Linked DNA regions of Mus musculus: all the other regions are linked to region 1. The links are chromatin loops, found by intact Hi-C in ENCODE. Cell type or tissue: left cerebral cortex. All regions are shown on one strand.

Region 1 (8,000 bases):
GTAATGAGATCTGACGCCCTCTTCTGGAGTGCCTGAAGACAGCTACAGTATACTTACATATAATAAATAAATAAGTCTTTAAAAAAAAGAAAAGAAAATATCTCCATAAGGTTAAGTTGTAAAGAGGCCTAAAGGGCATTTTCTTAATTAGTGACTGATGGGGGAGGGCCCAGCCCATTGTGGGTGGTGTCACCTATGAGCTGGTGGTCCTGGGTTCTATAAGAAAACAGGCTGAGCAAGCCAATAAGCAGCACTCCTTCGTGACTTCTGTATCCGCTCCTGCCTCCAGGCTCCTCCTGAGTTTTTGTTGTGGCTCCCCTCAGGGATGGACGATTCCCAGGAAGAATTAACTGAAATAATCCCTTTCCTCCCCAAGTTGCTTTTGCTTGTGATGTTTCGTTGCAGCAATAGAAGCCCTAAGGTACACATATTTAAAAGAAGTGTCATATGAGTTCAGGGGCCTTGAAGAGGACACCAGCATCTGATCCCTGGAGCTGGAGGCACAGGTGGGTGTGAGCTTCCTGAACCGAGTGCGAAGAACCAGACTTGGATCTTCTGGAAAAGCAGCCAGTGCTCCTAACTGCCAAGCTACCTTCCTCGCCCTCATTTCCATACTCAGTAACATTTGCTAACACCAAAGGAAGAAACAAGAAGTGGGATGAGGATGTACTCGGTGGACTCAGTTGGTACAGTGCTTGGGTAGCATTTACACAGAGGTTTGGTCCCCAGCACTGCATAAACCAGACTTGACAGCACTTGCCTGTAATGCCATCATTGGAAAGGCACAAATAGGAAAATCAGAAGCTCAAGGTCAAACTTGGGTATATATGGAGTTGGAAGCCAGCCTGGGCTTCATTATACCATGTTTTAAGAGAAAAAAAATTACTTCCTGGGCAACAATGCATGCCTTTAATTCTAGCACTCAGTAGGCAGAATCAGGTTGAACTTAGAGGGTCAACCTGGTCTACAGAGTGAGTTCCAGGACAGCCAGGGCTACACAGAAATACCCTTGGAGGGAGGGAGGAGAAAAGAAAGAAAGAAAGAAAGAAAGAAAGAAAGAAAGAAAGAAAGAAAGAAAGAAAGAAAGAAAGGAAGGAAGGAAGGAAGGAAGAAAGAAAGAAAGGAAGGAAGGAAGAAAGAGCCGGGCATGGTGGCACATGCTTTTAATCCCAGCACTTGGAAGGCAGAGGCAGGCTAATTTCTGAGTTTGAGGCCAGCCTGGTCTACAGAGTGAGTTACAGGACAGCCAGGGCTACACAAAGAAACCCTGTCTCAAAAAAACCACCAAAAAAAAAAAAAAAAAAAAAAAAAAAAAAAAAAAAAAGAAAGAAAGAAAGAAAGAGAGAGAGAAAGAGAGAAAGAAGAGAGAAATGTATTCCAGCTCCTTACTGCTTTTTACTCTTAGTATCTTGTGGTTTATCACTAGTTTTGATGGATTTCTAACCTTAATGCCTCTTATATTTACTTCTCTCTCATTTCTAGACTTCTAAACCTAGTACAAGAATTGTGTATATATATATATTTTGGGAGACAGCAGCAGATGAATCTATGTGAGTTCCAGGCAAGCCTGGCTCTATAGAGAAACCCAAGTGAGCCAGAACTACATAATGAGATGCTGTTTAAAAATATTATAATACATCTCTATGAAAGTCTTCATCTTTCCATATGTATAGTTTTAAGTAATAGTTCAAAGTATACTTGGCTATATCACTCCCTTGCCTCGGGAAAAAGGAACTTAAACTCTTCGGAGTATCTATAGCCCCTCCTGAACCTCTCCCTCTCCTTCAAAAGGGTTTCACTGTCTCTAGCTGGCCTGAACCCTCCATGGAGACCAGGCTGACTTTGAGTTCAGAGGTCTGCTCCTCGGGTACGGGGAATAAAGGTGCTCTCCACATGCTGCTCTCTTCACAGTTACTTTTCTATGTACTTATGGGACTTTTCTCTACACCAATTTTTTTTCTTCATAAAAACTCCATGACTTCTGGTTTCCCAAGTCCAGTCAATCACAACACACACACCCTTACATATTTCTCTTACATTTCCATTCACCCTCTGAGTACCAACCTATTCCCTCCCGTAAGAAACATTCTCTAAATTCCTTTGAGGATATTAGAGAATATGCCTTCCTTTTGCTCCATTATGGATTCATTGTGCGTCATTCATGTCTGTTTCACAGTCCATCCTCAGAGCACTCCAAATTGGAAACTACTTTTATGTAGTTCGAATATTAAACTATATTTACTTGAGCATATAAAAGGGGGTAGGAGCTGGAGAGATGGCTCAGCTATTAAGAGCCCATCCTGCTCTTGCGGTGGGCCTGAAATCTGTTCTTGATACCCATGTGAGGCTGCTCACGGCTGCTTGCGACTCCATTTTCAGGGGCCCAAACATTTTCTTCTGGCATCCCAAGGAACCTGCACTCAAACACATGTACACTGTAAGGGTTTTTGCTGTGATTAGAGGGACAAGGGATACACAAAATAACACCATGCAAACAAAACAAAACAAAACAAAACAAAACAAAAAAACCCCTTACTGTTGGGAAGTCAGGCCTCTTTTTCGTGACGCCTCCTAGGCGCTCGGCTGTGTCAAAATGAAGCTGAACATCTCCTTCCCTGCCACTGGCTGTCAGAAGCTCATCGAGGTGGATGATGAGCGAGCGCAAGCTCCGCACCTTCTATGAGAAACGCATGGCCACGGAAGTAGCCGCTGATGCTCTTGGTGAAGAGTGGAAGGGTTATGTGGCCCGGATCAGCGGTGGAAATGACAAGCAAGGTTTTCCCATGAAGCACGGTGTTCTGACCCATGGCAGAGTGCGCCTGCTGTTGAGTAAGGGGCATTCCTGTTACAGACTAAGGAGAACTGGAGAGAGGAAGCGCAAGTCTGTTCGCGGATGCATTGTTGAAGCTAATCTCAGTGTTCTCAACTTGGTTATTGTAAAGAAAGGAGAGAAGGATATTCCTGGACTGACAAATACTACTGTGCCTCATCGGCTGGGACCTAAAAGAGCTAGTAGAATCCGAAAGCTTTTTAATCTCTCCAAAGAAGATCATGTCCGCCAGTATGTTGTCAGGAAGCCCTTAAACAAAGAAGGTAAGAAGCCCAGGACCAAAGCACCCAAGATTCAGCGTCTTGTTACTCCACGCGTCCTGCAACACAAACGCCGACGTATTGCTCTGAAGAAGCAACGCACTAAGAAGAACAAGGAGGAGGCTGCAGAATATGCTAAACTTTTGGCCAAGAGAATGAAGGAAGCCAAAGAAAAGCGCCAGGAACAGATTGCCAAGAGACGTAGGCTGTCCTCTCTGAGAGCTTCTACTTCTAAGTCTGAGTCCAGTCAAAAATGAGTCTTTAAGAGGAACAAATAAATAATGACCTTGAATCTTAAAAAAAAAAAAAAAAAAAAAAAAACCCCTCACTGGAGAGATGTATTGGAGGGTAGTTATACAAAAGGCTGCCTCTGATGCACAGTGGCAAGCTGTGAAGGCTTGGCCTATATAAATGGTATGGCACATGTACACAGGAAGACTACTCCACCTGTGGTAACAGTGGAAATAAATTGAATTTGGCCGCTGGTGATGACATGGCTGCTGTCGCTGTTAACAAAGCTGGGCTAGGGGAGTACCAGGCTAAGGAATGTGGGTGGCACTCGGTTTACCAACATACACACATATACAGAAGTTTAGAAAAATGAAAAGCAAAATTTAAGATTATAAACATAGACGAGTAACTAGGAAGTTGGTTTAGAGGTTAAGAGCTCTTGCTCTCTTGTAGAGACTTGAGTTTGGGTTCCCAGAACCCGCATTGGGTGTCTGCAGGAACCGCAGTTCTGAAGGATCTGAAGCCCTCTTGTGCCTTCTGCAGGCATCTGCACACACACATACCCTCAAGCACACACGCATAGCCTTTAAAAATAAAAACCGGGCTGGAGAGATGGCTCAGTGGTTAAGAGCACCGAATACTCTTTCAGAGGTCCTGAGTTCAATTCCCAGCAATCACATGGTGGCTCACAACCATCTGTCACGGGATCCAATGCCCTCTTCCTGTGTGTCTGAAGAGAGCAATGGTGGTGTACTCTTGTATAAAATAAATAAATTAATCTTAAAGAAATAATAAAAACGTAGGTGAATTTGCAAACTTTGGGTAGTTTATTAGGGAACAGATGAAATCAGCAGCAGGCAAAAAGCAAGGGCTTCTTTGCCCTAATTTATCCTTTCTGGACTGCTGCCTTCTTCATAAATTAATTTGGCCAGAGTACTTAAACCGTAGGTGGAAATTTACAGCTTTACAATGACCATTCTCCGGCCTCTTAATTTTGTTGATAAGGAGACTAAGCTTTGTCACGACACATAATTTCGTAAACATCCTATATAATTAATATATAGAATTATTGTGGCAGAATCTTGTGGTCGGAAATGAGGGGTTGAAGTCCTAAAACTTAAGTAGTTTGTGTGTGTGTTGTGTGTGTGTGTGTGTGTTGTTTTTTTTTTTTTCCTTTGAAAAAAAAAGGGCCTCACTTTTTTGCCAATGCTGCCTCGGCCTCTCTAGGAGTTCCGGGAATTACAAGCGTGAGCCATCAAACGACTAAGCTCTCAAATTGTGTTAAACAACAACGAAGAAGATATGTTTATAAAAACTCAAACAGGGAAAAAGGTAGACAGAATTATTTAAGTAAACAGCTGATGAGGGCGGAACAGAGATTTCAGAGGCCACTTCCGGTGTTGGAGTGGTTTCCGGAATCAACACAGAAACAGCCAATCAGAATCTTCTCGCGGGAGCCAATAGTCGAGCAGATTACAAACAGCCAATCCCGGCGGCGCTGTCACTGTTATGGTCCTGTCAGGGCCCCGGCGTCGTGGTGCTTGGGTGCTCGCCACCGGCTGGCCTCGGGTGCGACCTGGTCGGCAGCCAGAGGCTGCGCTTAGCTCGCGCGTCCCCTCCCTCGGCCGAGCCCGCGCCTCCTGGCTCGCAGGCCGCCCCTTAGCAGGTCGTCCCGGAGCCCCGGGCCCAGCCGCTCGTCAGCACCGAGGCCGGCGGGATGCAGCCTCCGGGCCCGCCCCCGGCCTATGCGCCTGCCAACGGGGACTTCACCTTTGTGTCTTCGGCGGACGCGGAAGGTGAGGCCGAGGCTGACCTCCGGGGCTCCGGGGCGGGGGGTTGGCAGAGCTGGGGGACTCCGCCCCTGTGCTCCCTGGGCCTTCCCGGAGGCCTCTGGGGACGAGGCAGGGTGCGGGGCGCCGGCGCTGCGGGCTGGGGTCCCCGGGTGTCCTGGTTCACCAGGGAACCCGCCGATCTGGTGGAAGGAGTTCTTTCTGAACTCCGCTCCGCAGTTACTCAAAAGAGTGAGGGATCTAAGGGAGAACAAAGTGGGGCTGTGTGGCTCTGCTATTAATAGGAAAACCTTCCCGACTGAGGTGACTTTTGGCAGGTTATGGAAAACTTACTTGAAAGGAGACGTGCTTTTATTTATTTATTTTTAATTGAACTTGATTTCTTGCCCAGATCCCTGGGTCCACACAGTTTGTAGTGTTTGGTCCCAGTGTTCAAAAAACTGTATTCAGGAGCATTTGAAACTTGAGGAATTCAACTTAGTGTTCCCAACAGTGTCTATAGACTTGGCTTGTACTGTTTGGAGCAAGCGACTGTGCTTGCTTAAAACAAAACAAACAACAACAAAAACAGGGAGAAAAAAAAAAAACAAAAAACGTTTCTACTGTGGGAAATTTCCCCCACCCCTCATTAGTTCAACTCCTTGTAACCTGGTTTTGGATTTTGCTTTTATTTAATCTTATTTACTTACCAGGGACCAGATTTTTGACTGCCCAATATGAAAAAACAAGTTGATTTCGATATAGACATGGAAATACCTGGTGATGAACCCCTTCGACCCCAGCACTTGAAAAGCAGAGGCAGAGAGATACCTGAATTAAAGGCCAGCTTAGACTACACAGTTATCAAGTTCTCTGCCTGCCGGGGTTACATACTGAAACCCTGTCTCAACAAAGTAGAAAAGAAATTTCAGTTTAAAGATGAACGTGAGTTTTCTCAGAAATCTGATTTCTTTCTTTCTTTTTTTTTTTTTTTGTCTTTTCGAGACAGGGTTTCTCTGTGTAGCCCTGGCTGTCCTGGAACTCACTTTGTAGACCAGGCTGGCCTCGAACTCAGAGATCCACCTGCCTCTGCCTCCCGAGTGCTGGGATCAAAGGCGTGCGCCACCATGCCCGGCTAGAAATCTGATTTCTATAAATATGATTTGTTTCTTTCTTAGTTTTTTTTTTTAACTCTTTCTTTGGTTTTTGTATTTTTTTTTTCATTTTTTAAAAATGAGACAGGGTCTCACCATGTAACTCTGTTTGGCTTAGAACTTTATGTAGACAAGGTAACCTCTGTCTCCCTACTTCAGGGATTAAAGGCATATACTACCTCATACAGCTCAGCCCCGATTTTAAATTTTAGTCTGAGACAGTCACACTAAGTTACTCAGGCTGGCCTTGAACTCAGCATGTGACCTAATATTGCCCTGAACATGCTCTCTTTCCTCAGCCTCCGGAATAACTAGATGTCCATAGTTTATGTCAGACAAATAGATAATGTCGTATCTGGTTTATGTTTGCAGGCCAGCAGAATTAACATTACCTGGCACATATCTAGATATAATCTCCCTTAATGTGGATTTATATGTTATCAGGGTCCCTGGGTAATTCATAAACACATTAATATTTTTAGAAGCTCTGGCTTAGAATTTCATAAAAGATTAAAAGAGAAGAAAAAAATAATTCCTAACTATATCAGAGACAGCCAGGCAAGGTGGATCACATCTGTAATCCTTTCTCTTGGGAGGCTGCGACAGGGGGACTAACAGCAGTTAAAGACCAGCCTGGACTAAAGTGAGACCTTGTCTCAGACAAAACAGCAACAAAATCAGGAAAATTTTATGGAGATGATATTACAAGATGTTTCCTATCAGATAATGGACTGGTGAGAACAGGATAAAAATTTCAGTGGGATGATATATGCTATAAAAAGTATGACTTAGAACTGACTGTGTAGCTTAGTTGATAATAAGCAGGAGGCTCTGAGTTTAATCTCTAGCAGTATGTAAATACAGTAGATGTGCTGATTCATCCTAGCATTTGGGAGGAGGAAGAGCAGGGAGGTCCGAACTTGAAGATCATCCTTGGCTAAGTATGAAATTGAGGTTAGCTTGGGCTCCTTGCCTTAGCCTCCTGAGTGCTGGGATTGCAGGCATGTTCCATTGTACCTGGCTTGCCGTTCGCCTCTTCTTTTTGTTTTGTTTTGTTTTTTTTTTCTCTGATTGTAAAATGAAAAGTAGTACAGTGTCTGTCATTGATAAATTTTTGTTTTGTTTTGTTTTTCAAGACAGGGTTTCTCTGTGTAGCCCTGGCTGTCCTGGAACTCACTCTGTAGACCAGGCTGGCCTCAGAAATCCGCCTGCCTCTGCCTTCCAAGTGCTGGGATTAGAGGCGTGTGTCACCACCGCCCCGCTTCAATACATTTTTTTTTCATTGATATAATTTGTAGATTATGTGTAATAGCACATGTTTTTAGAGATTGGCAAATCATAATTACTTGAACATATATATATATACATTTTGATTTTGATTTATATATCTCACCCTGGTTTACAGTTTTGTCTTCTCTCCTAAGATCTCAGCGGTTCTATAGCAGCTCCAGATGTCAAATTAAACCTCGGTGTAAGCGGAGATTTCATCAAAGAATCTACAGCTACTACATTTCTGAGACAAAGAGGCTATGGCTGGCTTTTGGAAGTTGAAGATGAGGATCCTGAAGATAACAAGCCACTTTTGTATGTGAAAGAACATGTAATTTGTGTTTTAAGACCTAATCTGTAGGATGCTTATTTTTTTTTAAAGACAGATGAAGAAAATGTTAGCCTTTTGGTGAAAAATAATAGAGATGAAATAGAGAAAGCTTTTGGTGAAGAACAGAGATGGCTCAGCAGTTAAGAGTGCTTCCTG
Region 2 (8,000 bases), 140 kb after region 1:
GCTCAGTCTTAGGGAGGAAACATTCAGTTCAGTTGTAGCTCATGGCCTCTGACACGCATGGTATATTCAGCAATAGGGACTCACTTTCCACTTACAAAGGCAATAGCAATAGTTTTTATGTTTTAGCAGTCTCTGGGACAGCCTTGACTAACAGCTCAAAGAAGGCTTCCAGTGTCTGATAATGGGGTTTTGTTAGGTGGCCTTTTAGAGAGTGTAGTCTCAGCCCAGATCAAAATATACATTTAAATAGCATATACATATTTATCCACAGTATTGCATTTAACTTTTTTATTAAGGTTTTTTAACCTTAATTGTGTGTGTGTGTGTGTGTGTGTGTGTGTGTGTGTGTATGTGTGTGTGTGTGTATACAAGAGACCAAAACCTAATATGTTTCTAGAGAGGTTTTCATTAAATTTTAACCTGGTCCTTGATTTTCTCTTTTAATCAGGTACTTATAGTTTATTATTGTCATTCATTTTTTACTGTAAGCAATAGGTATATTATTTATAATTTTGATCATTTTCATGTATGTTATTAAACATAGTCACTAAAATACTTTGATTTAATTGGATATGTTAGTTTTCTCAGACATGACTGATAGGACTCTATAAATGGCCTCTGGCTTTATGAGAAGTTATTGTTCCTCTTAGAGAGAGCTTTTTCTTTTTCTTTCTTTTTTTTTTTTTTTTTTTTTTTTTTTTGGTGGTTTTTCGAGACAGAGTTTCTCTGTAGCCCTGGTTGTCCTGGAACTCACTTTGTAGACCAGGCTGGCCTCGAACTCAGAAATCCACCTCACCTGTCCTTGCCTCCCAAGTGCTGGGACTAAAGGCGCGCACTGCCACGCCCGGCTTAGAGCATTTTCTAGTTCTTGGGCAAATGGTATGATGTTGCCTCAACTTCATCCTTTTCTACTTTTGCTTGTATTTGAAAGTTAGTCTCTTCTATAATTACTATATTTTAAATTTTGTTTAAAGAAATCAAGATTTGAATTATAATTATTAGTGTCTTAATGGTATTATGTGAGTGTCTGTCTACACATTTATCTGTACCTAGTATGATAAGCTAACATTTATTTCCTTATCTGATAATCTTCTGTTGATGGTGGTTTGTTGTTGTTTGTTTGTTTTTTGTTTCCATCTTCCCTCTGGGATGGGGAAGCCATCTTCCCTTCTTTCGTGTATTTCCTTCCACTCTCATCATGTCACCGATTTATTCCAGTCTCAGTGCATTCATTTCCCATCAGAGCAAGTTGTTTTGTTGCTCAGATGCTCTCCTTGGTTTTAGTCCTTGGTAGCACACGCCAGCATTTCTTTTTGTGAAGTAGAAGCCTCTTCTGGGATCAGATGTTTACACATTTCTATAGTATGGAGCCCATGAGTATTAACTTTTCAGATATCTCCTCCTCCCTTTTGTAGCTTTAGATGCTCGTCTAGAAGTTGGTCTTGAACAGCAAGCAGAACTTATGTTGAAAATGATGTCTACTCTGGAAGCAGACTCCATCTTACAAGCATTAACAAATACATCTCCTACCTGTAAGTTTGATTACAATTCACATGCTTTCAAGGGGTCATTGCTTTTCTGAATATCATCAAGGACAAGTTTAAAATTCTCTGTGGTAAATTTGAAGGTGCTTTGAGTGTATGACTTAACAACATGTAACTTGGTGTCCTGGTATGAAATGACTGTCTCATGAAGTGACCACTTCAGTCCAGAGACCTAAAGCGGATTCCTGTTTATGTGCTGCTGTGACGTTAAGGAGACTCTAGGGAATGCTATATATTTTATTATATTGATTCTACATCCATGACACAACACGACTTTTTAAGTATTAGCTTCTTTATTTTGAAATACTAGGCTGATAATATAAGTGAAGTGTCATTCAAAGGTCTCCTAACCAAATCCAGAATTGAGAGGCATCACATTCCAATTACAGCAAAAGAAAGGCAATCTTTTTCCTAATGGTCTGGACAGAGACAGGTGATCTGCCAGAGTTGTGCCTTCCTGGTGTTGATGTCTACCCCGCTTATCAAAGACAACATTAAGTAGTGGTGTTGAGTAGGAGGAGCTAACAGTGACATTGTCTCCTTAGGCATACATGCCATTTCATTGTTTCCTAGGCTGAATGAAGGAAGACATGTAGATAGTTGGAAGAAGAGAACCCACAACATATGGTCTTCCTTTTGTAAATAGAAAGTTCACAATATGCATTTTTTTTCTTGCTCACAGAAGATGAAGGAATAGAAGGGGACAGATCCTATTAGTACATAAAAAACATTGTGCAATAGCTCTCATTTAATGTAGGAACCACATTTATTGAGCTCAATCCCCTCAGAACATGAAACAGTGTAGGATACCTTCAAGATCCCATTTCATTATTGATTGGGAGCCTTTTAAGAATCCTTTCTGTTTTCAGTGAATCTTTTGCCCTTGCTCACTGTCCTTCACCCAGGTGTGTTCCTTTTTAGTTTAATAATACTCTGAATATAACATACATTTCTCCACAGTGTTCTTACATTTTCTATTTCCCATAAGTAGATTTTCATTTTATTAATTCTTGAAAAGCTATGCGGTCAGTTCTAAGATGCAGTCAAAGTTAAGAACGGATGAACTGCAGGTTGCATGTCTGGGTTGGTGCCAGAGCACTTTTCTAGAATGCTACGCCCTAAATTTAACAGCACAGTAAAACACAAAGGCATGCACTTTATATATTGCAGCGTTCTAGAACGGTTTTCTTTATAATTAGTAAAGGTTTTCCTTTCACTAACTTTGGAAAAGTGAGAGAGATTAGTGTTCTAAATTTGCGAGTTTCGTTTTCTTGTCTTTAGTTTCTAATAATTCCTAAATTACTATTATAGAACCATTGTATACAATTTAATTTTAACAAAACGTTATAACCTATTCTTGTCTGTTTGTTAATTCACATGTATTCCGAACCTTGCTCATAAAGTGGTACTTTTGTTTGATTTTCAGTTTCACAATCTCCAACTGGAACAGATGACTCACTTCTGGGGAATTTACAGCCAGCAAACCAGAACAGCCAGCTCATGATACAGCTCTCATCTGTCCCAATGTTAAATGTTTGTTTCAATAAACTCTTCTCCATGCTTCAAGTCCATCATGTTCAGGTAGGACTTTAAAGGAAAGTAATGTATTTTGACATAGTTTGACATAATGGTTTTTATTGGATGCAATTGAATGCAAGTTCATATGTGACCTGACCATGATGGTATCTTTATTATAGTTGGTTGAGAAAAATCTTAGGAATATTTACTGATTCCCCCCACCTTAGTTGCCAGCCATTTTTTATTTTCATGAGTTTAAGTATTGGTACTTTTTCTGCTTTATATTGTTTATAACCCTGTGGTTTAAAAGAGTTAATTCCCATTTTTCATTGAGGAAAACATGGGGTTTAAAGGGAATTATATATTTTAATTCAGTTAAAGTATAATTTATCAAGAATTTTAAGATATGTTTGCTTGCTGACCTAGTTAAAATAGCTAGGAGATAATGAGAAACAAGTTATTTACTCATAAGGTTATAAGCATAAATATTTTTGTTTGAATGGTCCTTCATACATTTTCCTCGTCTTAGTTTTCTTTCCTTTATTTGTATTTTTTTAAGTTGGAGTCACTTCTTCAGTTGTGGCTCACATTGAGCCTTAATTCTAGTTCATCAGGGAACAAAGAGAATGGAGCAGATATTTTTTTATATAATGCTAATCGGATACCTGTCATCTCATTAAATCAAGGTAAGGTTTTTTGTTTTTTGCTGGAAATCCATACTGTAATTAAAATAGCAAATTGTTAAATGAACATAATTAGGTTAAAATGTACATTATCTTTATTGTTAGGATTGTGTTATTTTGGTGAAAGAAGTTCTTTGGCTTGGGTGTGATGGCATTCGCCTTTAATCTCAGCATTGAGAGACAGAGGCAAGTGGAGTAATGACTTGAGGCCAGCCTGGTCTGCATAGTGTGTTGTTGGCCAGTTGGAACTATAGTGAGCCCCTACTTTAAATTATTTTTAAAATAATGAATTGTTTGTTTTTGTTTATTTGAAAGCTCAGTATTGAGACCTGGCTAATGTTTTAGTCAGGTTGTCTGGCATGGGTTTTAGGCCAGTCTGGGTCTACATACTCTATAGTGAGAACCTGTCTCCAAACCAAAACAGAACAAAACAAAAAACCTCCTCATCCCCCGCGCCTCCCACTTCCCACCTCCCTCGCTCGCTTCTCTCTCTTTTCCTTCTCTTTATTCTCCCATTCTCCTCCCCTCCTTCCATCCATAGTCGCGCACACACACGTGTGTGTGTGTGTGTGTGTGTGTGTGTGTGTGTTTCCTGTGTGTGCAGAGAAAGGATTAAGGTATCCTATGCTGTCACTGCCTTCCTTATTCCCTTGAGTCATTTTGTTACTTCACTTGAATCTAGGTAAGTAAGCCAGCAAGCCTCAGCAATTCTGCTGTGCCTGCTCTGATCCCAGGGCTATAGGTGCACCTGCACCTTCAGCTTGTTACGTGACTTCTGGGCCCTTGAGCTCCGACACTTAGATTTGTACAGCAGATACTTTTACATGCTGCCCTCTCTCTGCGGCCTGTTTGCATTAATGTATCTTTTTTCCACACAGAGTGTTTAGTTCCTGTGACTCTGTTCTGTCTTTCTACTTCTGTTGTGGATTTTTTTTTCCCTTTCAGTAAGAGTTTTCCCTCCTAGCACCAGAAGCTCATGTTTGGGTGACTTCCCAGAGGTCTGTAGGTCTGGGAATGCACCTTGCTTATTTGTTTACCTGGATACATTCAGAATCCGGACGGACACGCCACACCTTAATTCCTTAGTTCAGCATTATTTTTGTCTTAATTTTTCTTTTTTTTATGCATTTAAGTAAAACTTATCTCTTTCTGGGGCACTCACCCTGTGTCCCTTGGGTTCAGCAAAATACCAACTCCAGCATTGTAAGGGCAGGTGATATACATTGCTTCTTCAGAGCTGCATCTTGTTGATGTGTGGATACTATTCTAAGTGCTCTTAAACAGGAAAATTTGAAACTTTTTCATGATTTTGTGAGAGAATAGCCAACCATTTTCATATTACCACAGAATGCTACTAAAAGTGGACTTTCGGGCCCTGAAGAGATAGGTCAGCAGTTAAGGGCATTTATTGTTGCTAAGGACCCAGGTTTGGTTCCTAGTCACCTTCATGGTGTCTTATAACCATCTATAGTTCATCCAGTTCTAGGGGATCCACCACACCTCTTTGAACACCAGGTGCACATATGATGTGCAGGCAAAGAATCATACACATAACCTAAACAAATCATAAACACAGAGAATAAAAGCTGAGCTGTTGGGTTTTGCGTTTCTTCCTTGCTTTTGCTCCTCTTCCTCTCCTCTGTCTTCCTTCCCTCCCTCCCTTTCTCCTTTGTCCTTGACGAGCTTTGTAGCCTAAAAGTAGAAGCACATGTCACTTCTCATCTCTGTGGTGGGTTTTTTTTTTTGTTGTTGTTTTGTTTTTTGTTTTTTTGTAAAACTATTGTGTAGATACTTAGGCTTATCAACATTTAATTAGATGTGACAAGATGAATATTCCCCATGGTTCTGTTTGTTGAACTTGGAAATTTTTTCATTTGTGTCAATTAAATGGTTTTGGTTTTGGATTTCAAAGTCCATCTTGTTGTTTTAAGCTTTTGGCATTCCAGCTCTTCCAAACTTCCTTCCTTAACAGCTGTCAACAGCATCTCTACAGCATGTTTTAAAGGAAGGGTTGGGCTCTGGTTCTCCAGTCTGCTGTATTTGATGGGCACTGTGCACTCGGAGTAACTTCTTACACTTCTCCAGCTGCTATCACTTCTCTTTGTCTGTGTCTCTTAAGTTTTTTCAGTAGTTTGAGTTTGCTCTTTTCTTCTGAAGTCACGTTTTTGATTGGTCTACAATATCCCAGATTTTTTGGTCATTTGTTTTTATTTTTTTCTGTAAAACTACAATTTTAATTTAAAATCTACATCATTTTAACAATAAACAATATTCTCTCTCTCTCAAAAGAAAACAGGCATCATTGTCTTTAATTAACATAGGAATTAGAATAAGTCTTGGAAATACCACTAGAAGTATGTCAGGACCCACAGACTTGTTGGGGAGTGATGCATGAAAAGTCAGTGGGTGTCTGTGCAACAGGTTAAAATGCTGACGTATAAATATGAATACAGATGCAGATATCATCTGCACAATTGTTTTAGTTAGATATTTTCTTTATTTTTTATTTACATCTCAAATTTTACCCCTTTCCTGGTTTCCCCTCTGAAAATCCCCTATTCTCTCCCCCGTCCCCCTGCTCACCAACTCACCCACTCTCGCTTTCTGGCCCTGATATCCCAGATTTTTTCAGGTGCCTTTTTATAAGATTTTTGTTCTGAAGAATGTTGACAAATCACATTGGATAAAAAGTCCATCAGATTTGTAATGATAACATTTCATTGTGTGTCACATGCTGAGCTTTAAACTTGTCTTGTTACTGAGTTCCTACACTATGTCTGTGCTCCTGAGTGTCTGCGTGTGAGTGCATTGGGACCCACAGAGGTCAGAAGAGCCATCAGCTTTCCTGGAGCTACAGTTAATGCACTGGTGATCTTGTGGGAATCCCACTGAGCCTCTCTCCAGTCCCCTTGTTGTCAGCCCTTTGAGTTTTATTTTAGGTAGTGGGAATATTTGAAGATATGAGTTAATTGTGAAGAAATAATTTATATTTTGTTTTTAGTCTTTAATAAGTATTCATTTATCCCAACTAAATATATTTTTCCTTTCTTTTTCTATGTAGCATCAATAGCTAGCTTTCTCACAGTGCTAGCTTGGTATCCAAATACTTTGCTCCGGACGTGGTGCCTTGTGCTTCATAGCTTAACACTCATGACGAATATGCAGCTTAATTGTAAGTTCAAAATGTGTTTATATGGATCTCTGTCATATACTTTAAGTCATTTCAGAAAATGAAATATTCACCTAAGGATTTATTGCTTTTTTTTTTATCTCATTCTTTTTTAGTCTCTATTTTATCAATATTTGGATGATTTTATATTTATTTAAACATAAGTTTATTTAATAGAATACCTTACACTAATATTTAAAGAATTGTTCTACTCTCTGACTTGTATTGTATTTCCCATCTGACTCTGTGCTGCTGAAGATTAAGTTAGTGGGTTTCAGAGGATGCGTTACTTACCACAGTTGACAGAATGGAACCTGTGCATGACAACCGCATAGGTCTTGCCTCAATTTATCTTAGAGAGCTGAGTTAAAAAGTGAGTGTATCTTTTTCTGTTTCTGGAAATGGATCGTTGTGACTCTGCCAGAGGCCATTTGAGATTTAGGTCCTTCCCACTGGTCTGTGTACCAAATAAAGATGTACTGGTATGCTTTCACAATCTGAAGGGAGGTGAGAGGAGGAGACATGTGGTAGATGAGAAGCAGAATGCTCTCCAGTCCGTCTTCTGAGTAGAGATTAGGGAACCTGGGCTTCTTTCATGTGAAACATACTCGACTGTATTCACGATGCTCTTTTTTCCTTTTGCTGTGCACGGCTTTGAACTCTGTAGCGCTAGCAGTTTCTCTTGCCCCTAGCATCCTCAGTATCTGGGATTATTTGTCTGCACCACCAGCCCAAGAGATTGAATCTGTTTTAAAAAGGAATGTGGCATTATTCTTTGCAATGAAAACTTACATATAAATACATTTCCTTATTGCTAGGAGTTATTCATCCCTTTCCTTTTTTTTTTTTTTTTTAATAGCTGGTTCCAGCAGTTCTATTGGAATTCAGGAGACTACGGCTCATCTGTTGGTTTCAGATCCAAACCTTATTCATGTGTTAGTGAAATTTCTTTCTGGTACCAGTCCTCATGGGACGAATCAGCATAGCCCACAGGTAATAAAGTGTTTAAATATTGATGTATATGTTCATACCTCTCAGTAAACAGATAATTAAAGTAGCCTTTATGACAAACAGATTGTAAGCATT
Region 3 (8,000 bases), 160 kb after region 1:
TACAGGAACTACACTATCAAAAATTCTGAGCCGGGCGTGGTGGTGCACGCCTTTAATCCCAGCACTCGGGAGGCAGAGGCAGGCGGATTTCTGAGTTCGAGGCCAGCCTGGTCTACAAAGTGAGTTCCAGGACAGTCCCGGCTATACAGAGAAACTCTGTCTCAAAAATCCAAAAAAAAAAAAAAAAAAAATCTGAGAAAATCTTAACAAAGTAACTTGATTAAGAAATTAAGATTAACTAGGCATTGTGGCCCAATGCCTTTGATTCCAGCACTTAGGAGGAAAAAGAAAAGGGTTCTCCATCAGTTTAAACTCAGCATGATGTAAGCAGTGAGGGTAATGTTAACTAGGGAGACCCTGTCTCAAAAAAGAGAAGAAAAAGCAGGATTAAGTCATCCATTTTAAGTCACTGTAATGGCTTCAGAGTATGAGAAAACAGCAAAATGTACCCCATTCCTGCATGCTTTTATGATACATGTGCCATTACACTTTTACATGTCAGTGTTTAACTTTTCTACCATTGGAAAATAAAAATTTTAAAGGGCTTTAACATAATGTAAGGCACTTTATGTCTGAAACATTTTCTGCCCACTAATACTCTTCCCCTTCTCCCACCTCCAATTTTATTTCATGAGTATATAGTTTACTTGGCTCTATGTTTACATCACCTGCATGCTGTGCTCCCAGGGGACTAGAAGAAGGCTCCAAATCCCCCTGGGACTGCAGTTATAGACAGTGAGGTACTTACCCTGAAAGTGCTGTTAATCAAAAGTGGGTCCTCTGGAAGAGGAGACAGTGCTCTTAATCCCTTTATTTTCTTCTTGATTCAGTGATGTCATTTAAAGTTATGTCCTTAGTCATATAATAGGACCATTTTTATATTAGCCCGCAGTGGGAGGTCTCATGTAAGACAGTACACCCAGTACTTTATTGGATACCTCTACAAATACTTAAATCTTTATAGGAGTCTGTCTGTCTGTCTGTCTGTGTGTGTTTGTGTGTATGCATATGCATGAACGTGTATGTGAGCACATGTGTCTATGTTTCTGTTTGTGAGAAAGTGAAGAGACTTATGTACCTATCCTTTAATGTTTTTTGAAAAATTGGTTTTTTTTAATTGTTATAATTTTATTTGTTTTTATGTATGTATTTTACAAAATGTATAATCTTCTATTAAACTAGGTGCAAGTGGCTTACATCTCACCAAACATGAGAACTTCCATGGTGGGTTAGATGCCATATCAGTTGGAGATGGATTATTTACCATATTGACAACACTTAGTAAGAAAGCCTCTACAGTCCACATGATGTTGCAGCCAATCTTGACCTACATGGCCTGTGGATACATGGGCAGACAAGTACGTTCAGTCCAGCAGCTGCTGCAGTAATTTAACAGTTTGATGGTAATGCAAGCAGAGAATTACATCAGACAGATGAACAGTATCCATGTTCATGGGCAAAGTAACTCTTAGATTTTACTTTTAATAGAAATTGAAGAATAAAATTTCATGATATGGTCTTTTGAAAAATGACTACAGAGATAAAGTCAATATTTATATTCTGGAAAGGCTCACTACTCCTTTCCCTGAGATAGCATCTTTAACTAGCAGGTTGTTTCCTGAGATATGACACAGAACTACTAAACATGGACAACAAAATTCTAAAGGGTGTGAGGGTAAATTTTCATTCTAATACAATGTTTTCATTAATTCCTTGGTCATTCCTATAGTGTCATTTCGATCATATTAAGAAATCGAGTTGTCCAGATTCACAGGGACTTAGAAAATCATGTTGTGTGTTTACTTTTTAGGGCTCTCTTGCTACTTGCCAGTTATCTGAGCCATTGTTGTGGTTTATCTTGAGAGTGTTGGATACTAGTGATGCATTGAAAGCTTTCCATGATATGGGTAAGAAAAAAAATCTCCTATGCTGTCATTCTAGCATGGTCCTTTCAGCTAACATTGTGGCATGGTCATTTTTGTACTCTGAATCTTCACTTGTTTCTAGGATTCTTTTCATTTAGTATTCTTTGTGAATTTAGGTGGAGTTCAGCTCATATGCAATAATATGGTTACCAGTACAAGGGCTATTGTGAACACTGCAAGAAGTATGGTATCAACTATTATGAAATTTCTTGATTCTGGACCAAATAAAGCTGTTGACAGCACTTTGAAAACAAGGATCCTGGCCTCTGAGCCTGACAATGCAGAAGGAATCCATAACTTTGCACCACTTGGTAAGATAGTGGTTATGCCTCTTACTATGACTCAGCTCTGTGTTCTGATGAGGTGAAGCAAAATTAGTTGTGGACACAAGTTGAAACTAGATTAGTACAATTTTAAATAAAAAAATTCCTTTTATAGGCTGTTGGGTCCAAAACATTCTACTAAGTACAACATTTTTAGGTCAGTTCTCTCTTCAAATGTTAATCACCTTAAAAGGACTTAAACATTGATATGTTTTACATTTTTAATTTAGGTGTTTATTCCTTCATACTGCATTTCTTTCATGCTTTTCTTATTGTTGTTTCATGAACATCTGAGAAATAAAGACCATTATTTTCATGGTTAAAGAAATTATAGTCCTCAAGAGTTTTCTACTTAATTTAAAAATTACCCTAGACATGTGCTCACTAATGGTCACTTGTCCTCTGACTAATAGTTGACTGGCTATTTTGGGACTACTGTTGATCATCATGCTTGGTGACTGACAGTGTAGCTATTCCAGCAGATGTTTATTTTCTGCTGGTTGTTATAGCTTCATATGGTATCATCTGAGTATTTCTCGTGTTCTCCTGCATCCTTTTCACACGTTTGCATGCTGTTTCCCACTGTTTCCTTGTAGGTACCATCACTTCTAGTAGTCCTACTGCCCAGCCAGCTGAGGTGCTCCTGCAAGCCACACCGCCCCATCGAAGAGCTCGTTCTGCTGCTTGGTCCTACATCTTTCTGCCTGAGGAAGCCTGGTGTGACCTTACCATCCACCTTCCGTCAGCAGTGCTGCTGAAGGAGATACACATTCAACCTCACCTCGCATCTCTCGCAAGTGCGTACTGTGAGGAGTGCTGCGAGTGACAGGCAGGGAAGACCGGAAGTGCTCTCAGCAAGCCCTCCTGTGCTCACCTTTGGTGTTAGGTCATGGGTACATGTGTTTAATCGCTGTGGGCTCCCTCCCTCCCTCCCCTCCTCCACCCCCCCCTTCTGTATAATTCACTTGGTTCTTAATTGAATATATTTTATCAGAACATTTTAAGGTAAATTCCTTAAAATACTTGGAAAATCAGTTCCAGATTAAGTAGAGACAGATTTTTTTTGTAGAATATTCAGTAACAATGCTTGATAATATTTTTCCATTTAAAGTCACTTAGCTTCTTTCAGCATACTCACAGTTTATATTGAGATGGTCACATTCATTTGTGTTCAATGTTATTCAATTGAAAACCTTGGGAGATTTCATAGATTTTTAGTATGTTTGGAAGAATATTTTTATTTTTAAGGTAGACTATAATCTAGTTATATTCAAACTATTACCTAATCTCATCCAAATAATATAAGGTGAACGTCAGACATAATGTCATGTCCCTGTAATTTCATGTCATGGGAACATGAGGGAGGACAGTTTTGAACTTGAGGCCAGCCTGTGTTTCCAGATGAAATAAAACAAAAATAGTAACATACCCAGATGTCCCTCAACAGAGGAATAGATACAGAAAATGTGGTACATTTACACAATGGAGTACTACACAGCAATTAAAAACAATGAATTATGAAATTCTTAGACAAATGGATGAATCTGGTGGATATCATCCTGAGTGAGGTAACCAATCACAAAAGAACACACATGATATGCACTCACTGATAAGTGGATATTAGCTCAGAATCCTTCCTAGAAGGGGGAACACAATACCCATGGAAGGAGTTACAGTGACAAAGTTTGGAGCAGAGACTGAAGGAACGACCATCCAGAGACTGCCCCACTTGGGGATCCATCCCATAAACAACCACTAAACCCAGACACTATGGCAGATACCAACAGGAGCTTGCTGACAGAAGCCTGATATAGCTGTCTCCTGAGAGGCTCTGCCAGTGCCTGACAAATACAGAAGTGGATGCTTACAGCCATCCATTGGACAGAGTACCGGGTCCCCAATGGAGGAGCTAGAGAACATACCAAAGGAGCTGAAGGGGTTTGCAGCCCTATAGGAGGAAATTTAATATGAACTAACCAATATCTCCAGAGCTCCTTGGGACTAAACCACCAATCAAAGAAAACACATGGTGAGACTTGTGGCTCTAGCTGTATATGTAGCAGAGGATGGCCTAGTCGGTCATCAATGGGAGAAGAGGCCCTTGGTCCTGTGAAGGTTCTATGCCCCAGTATAGGGGACTGCTAGGACCAGGAATGAGAGTGGGTGGGTTGGGGAGCAGGGAGAGTGGGGAGGGGATAGGGGATTTTCGGAGGGGAAACTAGGAAAGGGGATAACATTTGAAATGTAAATAAAGAAAATATCTAATTAAAAAAAAAAGAATAACGGGCTGGTGAGATGGCTCAGTGGGTAAGAGCACCCGACTGCTCTTCCGAAGGTCCGAAGTTCAAATCCCAGCAACCATCCATAATGAGATCTGACTCCCTCTTCTGGAGTATCTGAGGATAGCTACAGTGTACTTACATGTAATAAATAAATAAATAAATCTTTAAAAAAAAAAAAAAAAGAATAACATATACTAAAACCTTACTTTAGCAGGCCATAAACTATTTTAAAAGACAAAGTACTGCTTGACAGGGTAGCATAGGCCTACCTTCCTATCTACTTAGTCTTCAGCAGGAGGATTTACAGTTGAGTATCTGCATGGGTATCTTGTGAGTAGACAGCTAGAGAAACCTAGTGTGCAGATAGAAACCGAGACGTGATCTAGTGGCATGGAGTCCTTTCCTAGTAAGCTTTGCATCAAGCTCTAAGCTGCAGTTCAAGTATTGCGATCTGAAATGAGAAAGCTTTTGTTTGGGAGGAAAACAGTTTGTTTGAAAGTGGATAGATTTTGCCTGTGAGAATTTGGAACTCAAGTACAGTGTGGGTAGAGAAAGCTGGTATTTATGCATTCTTAACTAACAGATAACTTTCTGGTGGTTTAGGGCAGGGACTCAATATATGTTCCAGTGAAAATTGAATAGATTTATTATTAAATGGTGGTAGAAATTTCAGTTGTTTGATTCCTTAAAGTGTATTGCTCATGTAAAATACAGCCGTTATTAGTTTCTTGAAAATGTTTTTGAAGTTACAGTTTACAAACTTTAAAAAAATTTCTCTAACCCTTAATGTAAGCCTGCCATTTAATTGACAATTAATAAAATTATACTTAGTATAGAAATAAACCAATTTTTAAGATTTTTCTTTGATAGCTATGTTTGCCCCATAGGCCTCTGTGCTATGCAGGGAGCAGAATGTCCCATTAGGAGTTTCCATTTGTTACCTCACTGGCACTCCTATGTAACAAAAACTGTTTTACTCTTAAAATTTGAAACCGTTTGGTTAAGATTTAAAATGTAAATAAAAGGCGAAACTAGTTGTGATGTTAACAGTGTTGCAAATCTTACAGTATTGAACCGATTGGTAATTACTATTCTGGTCTTCTCAAGTTATTCTAAACAACCAATCTTAAAACTATGCTATGTTCATGACAGTTTTGGTAGAAGAGGAATAGGAAGTAATTGCCCTCTAAGTTGCTTTATTTTACTTTTTGCAAGTATGTAATACATACACAACTGATATAAGTTACTTTTTCCTTAGGTGAATATTTCCATATTTATGATTATTTTAATTGTGGGAGGTCATATTTTTTAAAAACATGCAAAGTGGTGATGAATGCTAGTGACTGGTACTTCTTGTTATAGTTAGTGCTTTCTGTAAGCTCATAGTGCATGCATCTCAAAGTTGCCAGATTAGTGCCCTTCATCTAGAGTACTAGAATATAGCATCTAGTTCCCTTTTTTTTACTGTTCAGTTTTCTCTTCCTGCAGCCTGCCCATCGTCAGTGTCTGTTGAAGTAAGTGCAGATGGTGTTAATATGCTCCCTTTGTCTACTCCTGTTGTCACAAGCGGTCTCACCTACATAAAAATTCAGCTTGTCAAAGCCGAAGTAGCTTCTGCTGTCTGCCTCAGACTCCATCGTCCTCGGGACGCCAGCACACTAGGCCTCTCACAGATTAAATTATTAGGCCTTACTGCTTTTGGTACCACCTCATCAGCCACAGTTAATAATCCCTTTCTTCCATCTGAAGATCAAGTTTCTAAAACAAGGTATATATATTTTTTACTTCTTACTCTTTTTTTCTCTTATTCTTAAAAAATGCTTTCTGGGGTTGTTTTCAAATTATTCATCCTAGCCAGAGGTGATGGTGCACATCTCTAATGCCAGTACTTGGGAGGCAAAGGCAGGTGGTTTTCTGTGAGTTCCAGGCAAGCCTGGTCTACATAGCTACATAAGGAGACCCCACCACCACCACCACCACCACCACCACCACCACCACCACCACCACCACCACCACCACCCCACCCCCACCCCTGCGCTCCACCTCCCCCAAATCACCTTAGTAAGTTGTTCTGTAGGTGCTTATATAGTACCTATTTCTGTTAGGTCTAATACAATAATTTTGATGAGTATAACCATGAATTAGTAAAGTTGAGATTTACGGAAAGCATCTGCAATAATTTGAGCTACTTATATTACCATACTTGTCCTTTGTATGTTTCAGCATTGGATGGTTACGGTTATTACATCATTGCCTTACACATATAAGTGATCTAGAAGGGATGATGGCCAGTGCAGCTGCCCCTACTGCCAACCTGCTGCAGACTTGTGCTGCCTTACTGATGTCTCCATACTGTGGGATGCATTCCCCCAACATTGAGGTTGTGCTGGTAAAGATTGGGTTGCAGTCCACTAGAATTGGCCTGAAGCTTATTGACATTCTCCTGAGGAATTGCGCAGCATCAGGCAGCGATCCTACAGGTGACTCTTGACTTTGCTCCTGTAATTTTTACACACCTACACAGTAAACATACGTGAACAACATGATGTTGGTAATTCTTTCTGAAATGAATTTCTCTTAAAGCTTTGTTATTTTTAAACCTTTTCATATTTTACAGGTGACATAATTTAAATATTCAGTGAATATAACTTTTATATTCAGCGAATAACTTAAAAAATATATCTTTCCATGTAAACTGGCTAATTTAACAATGTTTTTCTTTTTTCCTTGGCTAAGATTTAAATAGCCCTTTACTTTTTGGAAGGCTGAATGGACTGTCCTCTGATTCTACAATAGATATTCTTTACCAGCTTGGTACAACTCAGGATCCTGGAACTAAAGACAGGTATACTTTGGTACTGTTTTTTTAATTTAATCACAAACATGATTTTGTGAATTGGAATTAATACTTTTTCTTCAGAAAGTCTTACAAATGTTTAAACGAATATATCTATCAACATCTATTCATATACTTTATATAATAAACAAAATAATATATGTATAGACATATTTTTAATGCTTTTGAGCTAAAACGTATTTGTAGTCCGTATTACATTGGTAGGAATACTTCACATGTAAAGATATTATTTATATCAAATTTCAGTTGTGGCATTACTGGTCTTTCTTAACTTTTTAAGAATTCAGGCCTTGCTAAAGTGGGTCAGTGACTCTGCAAAAATGGCTGCTTTGAAGAGAAGTGGCAGAATGAACTATATGTGCCCGAGCTCATCAGCTGTCGAGTATGGTCTTCTCATGCCATCCCCCTCTCATTTGCACTGTGTAGCAGCGATTCTTTGGCACAGTTATGAACTGCTGGTGGAGTATGATTTGCCAGCACTGCTAGACCGAGAGCTCTTTGAGTGAGTACGAGTGAAATCCTACTCTTGTGTATGCTATATTGACTGTATATTTCCATTTGTTAGGTATAGTATTGTGTCTGTTTCTGTAGTTTACTGCTTTAGAGTTGATGA

Evidence for each region. Peaks named below come from ENCODE experiments on the same cell type or tissue, not always from the same donor. Only the 100,000 strongest peaks of a DNase experiment are listed, where the experiment ranks them.
Region 2: a loop joins it to region 1, with 2.7 times the contacts of the local background. A loop is called at or near these places in 2 of 42 quality-filtered maps.
Region 3: it touches region 1 in a loop (2.5-fold over the local background); 2 of 42 quality-filtered maps call a loop at or near these places.

Annotation. Positions count from the first base shown.
Region 1 is chr17:74,484,678-74,492,677 of GRCm38, forward strand. Yipf4 (Yip1 domain family, member 4) reads left to right here and starts at 4,816. Exons shown (of 6, transcript NM_026417.4): 1 at 4,816-5,117; 2 at 7,669-7,828. The coding sequence starts at 5,039. It also overlaps the pseudogene Gm6476. In left cerebral cortex, no CTCF peak of the experiment used is centred here; DNase peaks (open chromatin) are centred at 601, 1,608, 3,177 and 4,798; H3K4me3 peaks cover 1,772 bases; H3K27ac peaks cover 1,249 bases.
Region 2 is chr17:74,627,990-74,635,989 of GRCm38, forward strand. Birc6 (baculoviral IAP repeat-containing 6) reads left to right here. Exons shown (of 73, transcript NM_007566.3): 39 at 1,416-1,532; 40 at 2,971-3,125; 41 at 3,622-3,748; 42 at 6,807-6,917; 43 at 7,774-7,907. Among named protein-coding and RNA genes, the nearest start is that of Ttc27, 86 kb to the right of the region's middle. In left cerebral cortex, no CTCF peak of the experiment used is centred here; DNase peaks (open chromatin) are centred at 3,026 and 7,384.
Region 3 is chr17:74,640,451-74,648,450 of GRCm38, forward strand. Birc6 (baculoviral IAP repeat-containing 6) reads left to right here. Exons shown (of 73, transcript NM_007566.3): 46 at 1,183-1,358; 47 at 1,811-1,907; 48 at 2,042-2,236; 49 at 2,845-3,045; 50 at 6,019-6,298; 51 at 6,754-7,010; 52 at 7,267-7,375; 53 at 7,668-7,889. Among named protein-coding and RNA genes, the nearest start is that of Ttc27, 73 kb to the right of the region's middle. In left cerebral cortex, a CTCF peak has its summit at 4,678 (motif pointing left); no DNase peak of the experiment used is centred here.